Linked DNA regions of Homo sapiens: region 2 is linked to region 1. A link is an interaction called in ENCODE POLR2A ChIA-PET data of the cell type or tissue named here. Cell type or tissue: A673. All regions are shown on one strand.

What was found. ChIA-PET counts read pairs that join two places held together with the same protein. Peaks named below come from ENCODE experiments on the same cell type or tissue, not always from the same donor. Only the 100,000 strongest peaks of a DNase experiment are listed, where the experiment ranks them.
Region 2: POLR2A ChIA-PET joins it to region 1 with 12 read pairs; 1 of 35 experiments calls an interaction of 5 or more read pairs at or near these places.

The regions. Positions count from the first base shown.
Region 1 is chr9:87,638,765-87,642,764 of GRCh38, reverse strand. It overlaps DAPK1 (death associated protein kinase 1), which reads right to left. Exons shown (of 26, transcript NM_004938.4): 5 at 3,282-3,411; 6 at 3,067-3,115; 7 at 2,950-2,976; 8 at 2,315-2,467; 9 at 1,918-1,963; 10 at 707-796. Among named protein-coding and RNA genes, the nearest start is that of CTSL, 85 kb to the left of the region's middle. In A673, no CTCF peak of the experiment used is centred here; a DNase peak (open chromatin) is centred at 2,104; H3K27ac peaks cover 1,585 bases.
Region 2 is chr9:86,528,641-86,532,640 of GRCh38, reverse strand. LOC102724080 (a long non-coding RNA gene) reads right to left here. Exons shown (of 2, transcript XR_007061636.1): 2 at 1,361-2,818. Among named protein-coding and RNA genes, the nearest start is that of TUT7, 180 kb to the right of the region's middle. In A673, no CTCF peak of the experiment used is centred here; DNase peaks (open chromatin) are centred at 810, 1,170 and 1,780; H3K27ac peaks cover 2,641 bases.

The DNA of each region.
Region 1 (4,000 bases):
CTGTGGTCTTCCTCATCCCTACCACGGCACCCCAAAATTGGTAGGTGTGAAAACGAGGTACATTTCTGGCCCTGAGCTGGGAAGACACGGTAGGTACCCACTTCCTCTAGGTTTGACATGACCCTGGGCACAGGAAACCATCCCATCACCTTCTTAGCCCTGAAGTGTGATTTGTTCCAGGAGGTCTGCAATGCCTTCAGAGCAATGTCCTACCCAGCCCCTGTGGAGGCCATCCACACTGAGGAAGGAGAACAGGCCACCCTGCAAATGCTCACGGCCCCACCCCACCCCCACTCCAACCACTCACAGATAAAGGCTGGGCTGAGAGACCCACTTACCCAAGGTACAGCACAAATGTAATCTCATGCTGCTTACCACAAAGAATGAATTTATTTAAAATGTGGCTTGTAGTATTAGAAAAAAATTTCACTATAATTTTACAGTGCTGCTATAAAAATTTGCACTGAGAATAGTTTTGATGAAAACAACACAAAATTACATTTAATGGTATCAGTTAAAGTGACTAAAATATTGTTTTTGCTTGTTTTTCAAAATAGAGTAATGGTGCAGAACACTACAGGGTGGATTAAAAAGAGGAAAGGATGTATCTTCCATATTACCAGTATCAGAGGAGATGCACCCTGACCACACACTACTCTACACAGGAAACAGAATTTGTTAATCCCTCCACAACAAACAATCTTACTTTCCATTTTTTCCGGGCTGCAAACTTCTTGAATTTCTCCATGTTTACTGCTGATGCTTTTCTACTAAGTGCCTGTTGTGTATCTTTAGGCTAAAATAAAAATCCAAGAAAAAAAATTAAAGCTCTCAAATTATGAAAATGTGTTATATGACAATTTTTTGAAACATCTCCTTATTCAGGATGCTTACACATTCACCTTATTAAATTAGCATAAGAAGTTGGGATAACATGGAATACCTAGGCACCTAGTCTTAGCGGGCTCACTCTTCTATCTCAGGGTTTCGTATCATCCATGGACACTGGGGAGAAGTAGAGCTTGGGGTCAAACTAAATCACAACTTTCCACACTGATAGTTTGGGAATGGCAATATTCATGGTGAGGCTATGTTATGAGGCATTTGAACTTGGGTATCATCAAGTAATGTAGAGCTGAGAGGGATCTCAGAGGTCAGCAAAGTTAGTTTGGCCTATAGCAGGAGAATTCCTTGTATTGTATCTTTTTCAGTAGATGTATTTAGCTTTTGTCCTCCACCTCTGGGAGGAGGAGACACCATAGCTGGCTAGGAGAACCCAGGTAACTGCTGGGAACTTGCACAGCAAAGCTATTTGCCCCCAGAGCCTGATTCTGTGATGTTCACTTCTTTATTTCATGATTTTATTCTGTAACTATCATACTTTCCCACCCTTAGCCCTTTCTGCCCTGGATTGAAGATACTTTAATCCAAATGTCAACCAGGCCAGGCAGGTAATGTAAAGGTGTAATGTTCCAGGGCGCCCTGTTCCCTAGCACCAAGGCACCTGTGCCACTTCCCAAGGCCACGTGGAATGAGGGCTCAGTGTCAGCAGATCTTCAGATTTCCCAAGAGAAGCTGGAAATCCAGATTTGATTGATATTTACATGCTGGAATCAACATAAAATGTTAAATACACTGTTTGGGCCAACACCCCACAGGTCACTCCAAACACAGTTGTCGAGTGGGCTTGACCTTCTTCAGTTCCTGCTCTGTGCTCGCTTATTCCTCTCTCCCCACCTCTGGGATCATTAGTATACAGTCTAACCTGTCAGCTTTTCTTAAGATACGATGCAAATAGCAAACTTAACACTCCAGGTGTGACCTGTGGTTAGCAGTACTCTATGATACATGAATACCAGGGTGCCCAAACCAATCACATAGAAAGTGATCTAAACAGTTTCGTAATATGCAACTCACCTTGATCCAGGGATGCTGCAAACTATCTTGAATTGTCATTCTCTTCCTTGAGGGGAGGGGGAGAAGAAAAAAAATGCTGTGACCATAGCAGCAAATACTAAGGTTGTTTTCATGCTGGCTGGGCCTGCCAAGCAGATACTGTGGAAAATGCAGTTCAGGGAAGAAAGCCAAAAACAACATCGGTCTTTTTGTGATTATTTCACTGTGCCTGCAGGGACTGACTGAGTGGGGGCAGAGGGCCCTGCTTGCATTTTCTGAAGCGTTTCACATGGCATGCTGCCCTTTGGCAGATGAAGCAAGCAGGGTCTGAGGAACGTGGCCCTGTGCATGGAACAGACACAGGCTCTGGGCTGGCTGAGGCCGTGGCCAAGCACCTTTCAGGAACGTGGACACTCACTTTGGATCCTTGACCAGAAGTCTTCTTATGAAATCTTTGGCTAGGGCACTGGTATTACTGAAGTATTCATCCTCAAATTCGTAGTTGACAGCGGATACATTTGCTAACGTTTCTTGCTTAGTGTCTCCAAGAAATGGGGAGGCCCCACTTAGGCTGTTAAAAATAAAGTTGGGCATAGAACATTAATGATGACCCCTTGGTGTTGTCATTTTGCTCCTATAACATCTGGAGTGTGGAATAAGATTATAATCTGGTGCTCGAATAGTCACAGTTTGATTATATTTCATAGGGCTTTAACTGTCAGGAGCAAATGCTTCAGCTTCAGGCAAAAGGATTCACTTAACAAGTTAATCTGGAACAGCGTCTGGTAGTTTAAAGGAAACCTGTTTTCTCGGCAGTGATGGACAGCTATGCTTTCTTTCAGTGATTATGCTACAGTTTCTGATGACTCATTTCAAATTAGGAGAACATGTTTAATTAGTATAAACTAAACATGTTTTGGGGGTGTAAAATGAATATGTTTGCATCAAAAGCATGCATAAGCTGAAGAGATCAACACAGCACATTTAATGGTTAATTAAACCTATGGTCTCATAGAAGAGAAGAGAGTATGAGTTGTGAATTCTGATACTTACAGGATATAGGTTATTACCCCGATACTCCTAAAAACAACACAAAACAAACAAAAAAACATGTCAGAAGAATAGTCAAATAAATCAGAAAGCAAACAACACCAAGGACATACTCCTTACCACATATCTGCCTCAAGACCAAGAGGTTCATAGTTGACTATCTCAGGAGCTAAGAGGAAACAAACACTCATTTAGCTTGGGAGGAAGCAAACTAACCGATTCTATCTTCATGCAACAACCAGGAACATGTAGCAGGGAAAGAATCTTCTAGCAGGGGAGGTTTGCCAGAATAATGTTTATGAGACGTAAATGACCACAGGAGCAAAGAAACTTACCGACAAACTCTGGAGTCCCAAATATGTTTTTAAATTCATTTCCAAAGTCAATTTTATGGGCCAACCCAAAGTCAATGATCTTGATCCGAGGTTTGGGGACATTTCTATCCAAAAGCATTATGTTCTCAGGCTTGAAAAAAAGAGAGAGATAAATAAAAAGCTATGATATGTTATGCTGAGGACAAGATGGCAGAATAGTTCTTCTCTCCAAAAAAAAAAAAAAGGCCAAAAAGTAGGGAAGAAAGGGTGGTTGGAAGAGAACAGCAGGAAAATACATGTCTTGCTCTAGGTTCTCCCTGAAGCAGGCCTGAGACAAGGATTCGGATGCAAGTGGGTTATGTGGGAGGGGACACCAGGAAACACTTGGTAGAGAAAGGAGATACAGGAAACAGAAGGAAGCTGCTACGAGGTGTCCTATCAAGTGGGGGTAACTGGGGGAATGGGAGAGGAAAAGGAGAACTCAGTGTTATTCCAATTGTAGCAGGAGGGAGCTGGGGTCTTTATCCACCATTTCTCCATCCTCCATGGCTGACAGTTGCTTCTGTGGACATTTTTCTTTTGCATTTCCAGCTCCCAGGGCCAGAAACAAGATGCCAGGAAGAGTCACAGGTATTTGCAACAAGCCCTCTGTTAGGATGTATATGAGTGTGTGCTTTTGCACATTGTTTGTGGGGCCAGCAGGGACATGAATGGGACATTGACAGCTCTGCTACAGAAGA
Region 2 (4,000 bases), 1.1 Mb after region 1:
ATACTTGGTACCCTTTTCAAATATATTATTATATTTCATCTTCCTAAAAATCTTGTGAGGTGAGTGCTGTATCCTCATTTTACAGATGAATTAACTGAGGCTGAAAGGAGTTAAGGAAATTGTCCAAGGGTCACAGTGTGTCACCTCAGAGATAGCAAGTGGCAGTGCCACACCCCACCCTGTCATATCCAGAGGAATCTCATCCCTGCACAGTGATGTCAATGCCTGTCGCCAAAATCTCAGGGCAGAAAGGAACAGGCAGGGAGTAAGGAGGGCAAGACATCTCTGAAGGCCTTTCTCTCCCAGGAACCACTTGCCAGTTTCTACAGGACTCAAGCATCTTGCGGTGTGAAGGCAGTTTTTTTCTTACCCTAATGTTTATAACATCTTTTCCCTCTACAGGGCCTGTCTTTGCTTTACCCCAACCTCCAATGGGGATTTGTAATTTGAAAATTTCATTTCTGAATCTGCTACATCAAACGCCCTTAGAGAAGAAAAAGTATGTGTGTGTGATTTATACATAAATATCTATATAAATATCTGTAATAGCTCTTGGGGAAACCACATAAAGTTACCGTGCAAAGTGCATGTAATTGCCACATGGTATTTGTTACACATATCAAGTGTAAAACTGAAAAAGATGTGGCTATTTAACAAAAGTTTAAGCAAAAGAGAAAAAGGCAAATAACAATGAGGTAAGAATTGAAATTGCTTAAATGCTCATTCAGACGGGAGATTCGGGCAACCTCCAGGCCCACCAGCAAGAAGTGAGTCAGGTTTGAAGTTAGAAGAATTGATGTGAATCCCCTGGTTGCCATGGTTTGCAAATAACTTTTCTTCAGGCAAATCATAAATGATTTACAACCTCTAGTAGGCTTGTCCTTGATCAAAATCATCAAGAAGGTAAATATTGTCTTTGGGGAAATTTTCTCATTTCTTTTCTAATATTGTTTCATTCATTCATTCATTCATGAAGCATTTATTGAGTTCTTGCTGGGAGCCAGGCAGCCTGTTCGATTCTACAAAAGTAAAACTGACAGAGATCTAATCAAGTAGGAGAGATGAGGCCTCATGGTTTCATAATAGAAGCAGCAGCTCCGTTTCTGACACGCTCCCCATGTGCTATTAATTATCCCATTACTATGCACAAATACCCCACACTGCAGGCTCTCATTCTTTTAACTGTGCAAATGAGGGTGCTCAGGAATTTACCCAACATCTTGTCTCCAGGGACCAGCTTTCATCTGCTCTGCTCTTCCCCAGCACTGTTTTGTACGAATGTAACATGAGCCATGAGTATAATTTTAAATTTTCTAGCAACCACATTTAAAAAGAGATAAAAAGAAAGAGGGAAAAGTAATTTTGATTATATATTTTATTTAACTCCATATAACTCAAAATTTCATACTTATCCACACATTTACACATACATGTATATAAATATGCACACATATTTACACCTATAAGTCCAAATATGTACGTATATAAATATGCACATATTTGCACATATTTACACATGTTTACACCTTTTTTTCCATAAACCGTGGTCAACAATTCATATTTATCCACACATTTATACATACATGTATATAAATATGCACACATATTTACATTTGTAGATACGTATGCACCTGTGTAACTCAAACAAAGGTTTCACAGAACTGACTCTTACAGAATGTGACACACTCAGGTATCTTCTATTAAATTCTCTTCTAGAATACTCCTTTGATGCTGGCTGTGATCCAGCAACTTGATTTCACAGCCACTCTGGGTTGGAACTCGCAGAGGCTGCTGGGCGGGACATGTGCTATGTGAAGCTCCAATACCCATGTCCCTCTTTTCTGGCAACACCACGCCCATTTCCTTGGTGCAAGTGTGTCAGTGAAGCTGACCCACCTCTGGTTCCAGGACAAAGCCAATAACTCCCACATGGCCCACCAGAGCCTTGTATCTGGAAGCCACCTCGACTGACTCAAGGACGTGCGCATGGCCAATCACAGCTTATCTCACAATTTTTACTTTAGTGATCAGGGTAAAGAAAAAAACTTATACTATATTTGGGAGAAGACAGGAGCAGAGGGCCTGCTGAAAGCAGGAAAACAGAGAAGACAAAGTTTTGAAAGTATTGCTTAATACCTGGATCAAGCCATGCCTGAAACTCCATCTAATTTAAAAGTCGTACTTTTAAATTATATGAGCCAATAGATTACCCTTTTTTTCCTAAGCTTAGTTGAGTTGGGGTTTCTGTCAATTTAAACCAAAAGAAGCTGATTGAAAAAATCCTCATACGTGTCTCGCAGATGCTCAGTGCCTTTTTATTGCCTGATTTGGGAAAGCTCCAGGCATTTTTCTTCCCAGCAATTCTGTGTCCTTTACAATTGTCCTTTGCTTTTCTCTTTAATTCAGGATCCTTTCTTTATGCATTCTTTTCACCATAGTATGACTGTCTCATAACAGTCTTAACTGGGCTACTTCTTCTTGGGAAATTTGCATTTTTAAACTCACCAGTCAAACGAGTTATCTGTCTAAGAATAGAATTTCAGCATTGTGGTACAGGCAGGTAGGGAAAATATTTGGGAACAAAGATTCACCTGGTGCCTGCTCTGAAAAATTGTAAGCCTAGTTCTGTGGCCAGGGGCTGGTATTTTTCAAGTAAAGGTCACACTTTTGTTGTTGTTGTTGTTGTTGTTGTTGTCGTTGTTGTTGTTGTTGTTGCTAAGTGATGAGTTCTTTCCTGAAACTCTACATTTTCCTCCGGGCTTGTGACTCTTCAAAAATCTCTACCTTAATTTGAACAGGGTACCCAAATAGGTATATCCTGTGAAAAGGAAAATATGAAGCTTCAAAAATAAATGGCCTGCCAAGATTTCAGAGCTGCAAAAGGTTGTGCCTAGAACTGTCAAATGTCAAAAATAATTACCAGGTAGAATGTGACTCATACACCCAGCAGGCATGATCAAAACTAATCCTTCCTGCCTTCATCTGTCTGGACAAAGTTAGGTAGGAAACCTGCCTAGCCCAGCGCCTTCAGGCCCCATAGATTTGGAGAGGGATAGCCCTCAACCTCATATTGGAACATTCTCTTTAGCTTCTAGGGGTGATTTTATATACTCACTAGCTAGTTGCTGTTTTGACTTGTGTATCTGTTCTTATAAACATATAACTTTTCATAAATGCACAGATTATATTTACTAGGATGTTTTAGCCTTTTATTGTACAAGAAAACATACTACAAATGCAAAAAAACTATATCAAAAATGGAAATCTTGAAGAATTATTATAACTACCATGCAGATCAAGAAACAAAATTGTGCAGCCACCCCAGATATCCGTGTTTTATGCCCCATCCCAGACACTATCCCTCTCTCCTTCAAAAAATTATCACTACTGGGACTTTTTTTGTTGTTGTTGTTGTTTTGAGATGGAGTTTTGCTCTTGTTGCCCAGACTGGAGTGCAATGGCATGATCTCAGCTCACTGCAACCTCCGCCTCCAGGGCTCAAGCGATTCTCCTGCCTCAGCCTCCCAAGTAGCTGGGATTACAGGCACGCACCACCACCACCACGACTGGCTAATTTTGTCTTTTTATTAGAGACGGGGTTTCTCCATGTTGATCATGGCTGGTCTCGAACTCCCGACCTCAGTTGATCGGCCTGCCTCAGCCTCCCAAAGTGCTAGGATTACAGGCGTGAGCCACCATGCCCAGCCCGGGACTTTTATAATATCTTTTTGTGTGTTTCTTTGACATCTTATCGCTCACGTATGAATCCTTAGACACTACCGCTTGGTCTTGCTCATTTCCTTTTAATTTGAAAGGTCTTCTTTTCTCTATATCATTGGTTCCCTCTCCATCCTTGTCTTTTCCTTACAGGTTATCTATTGCAGAGGCCAGCATGCTATGGTTAAAGGTTCTTTTTCACTCCGTGTATATTTTATACCTGTTACCCCTCATCCTTTTCTCCCCCACCTGGATCCCTATTCAAGCACTTCCCTCCTCCACT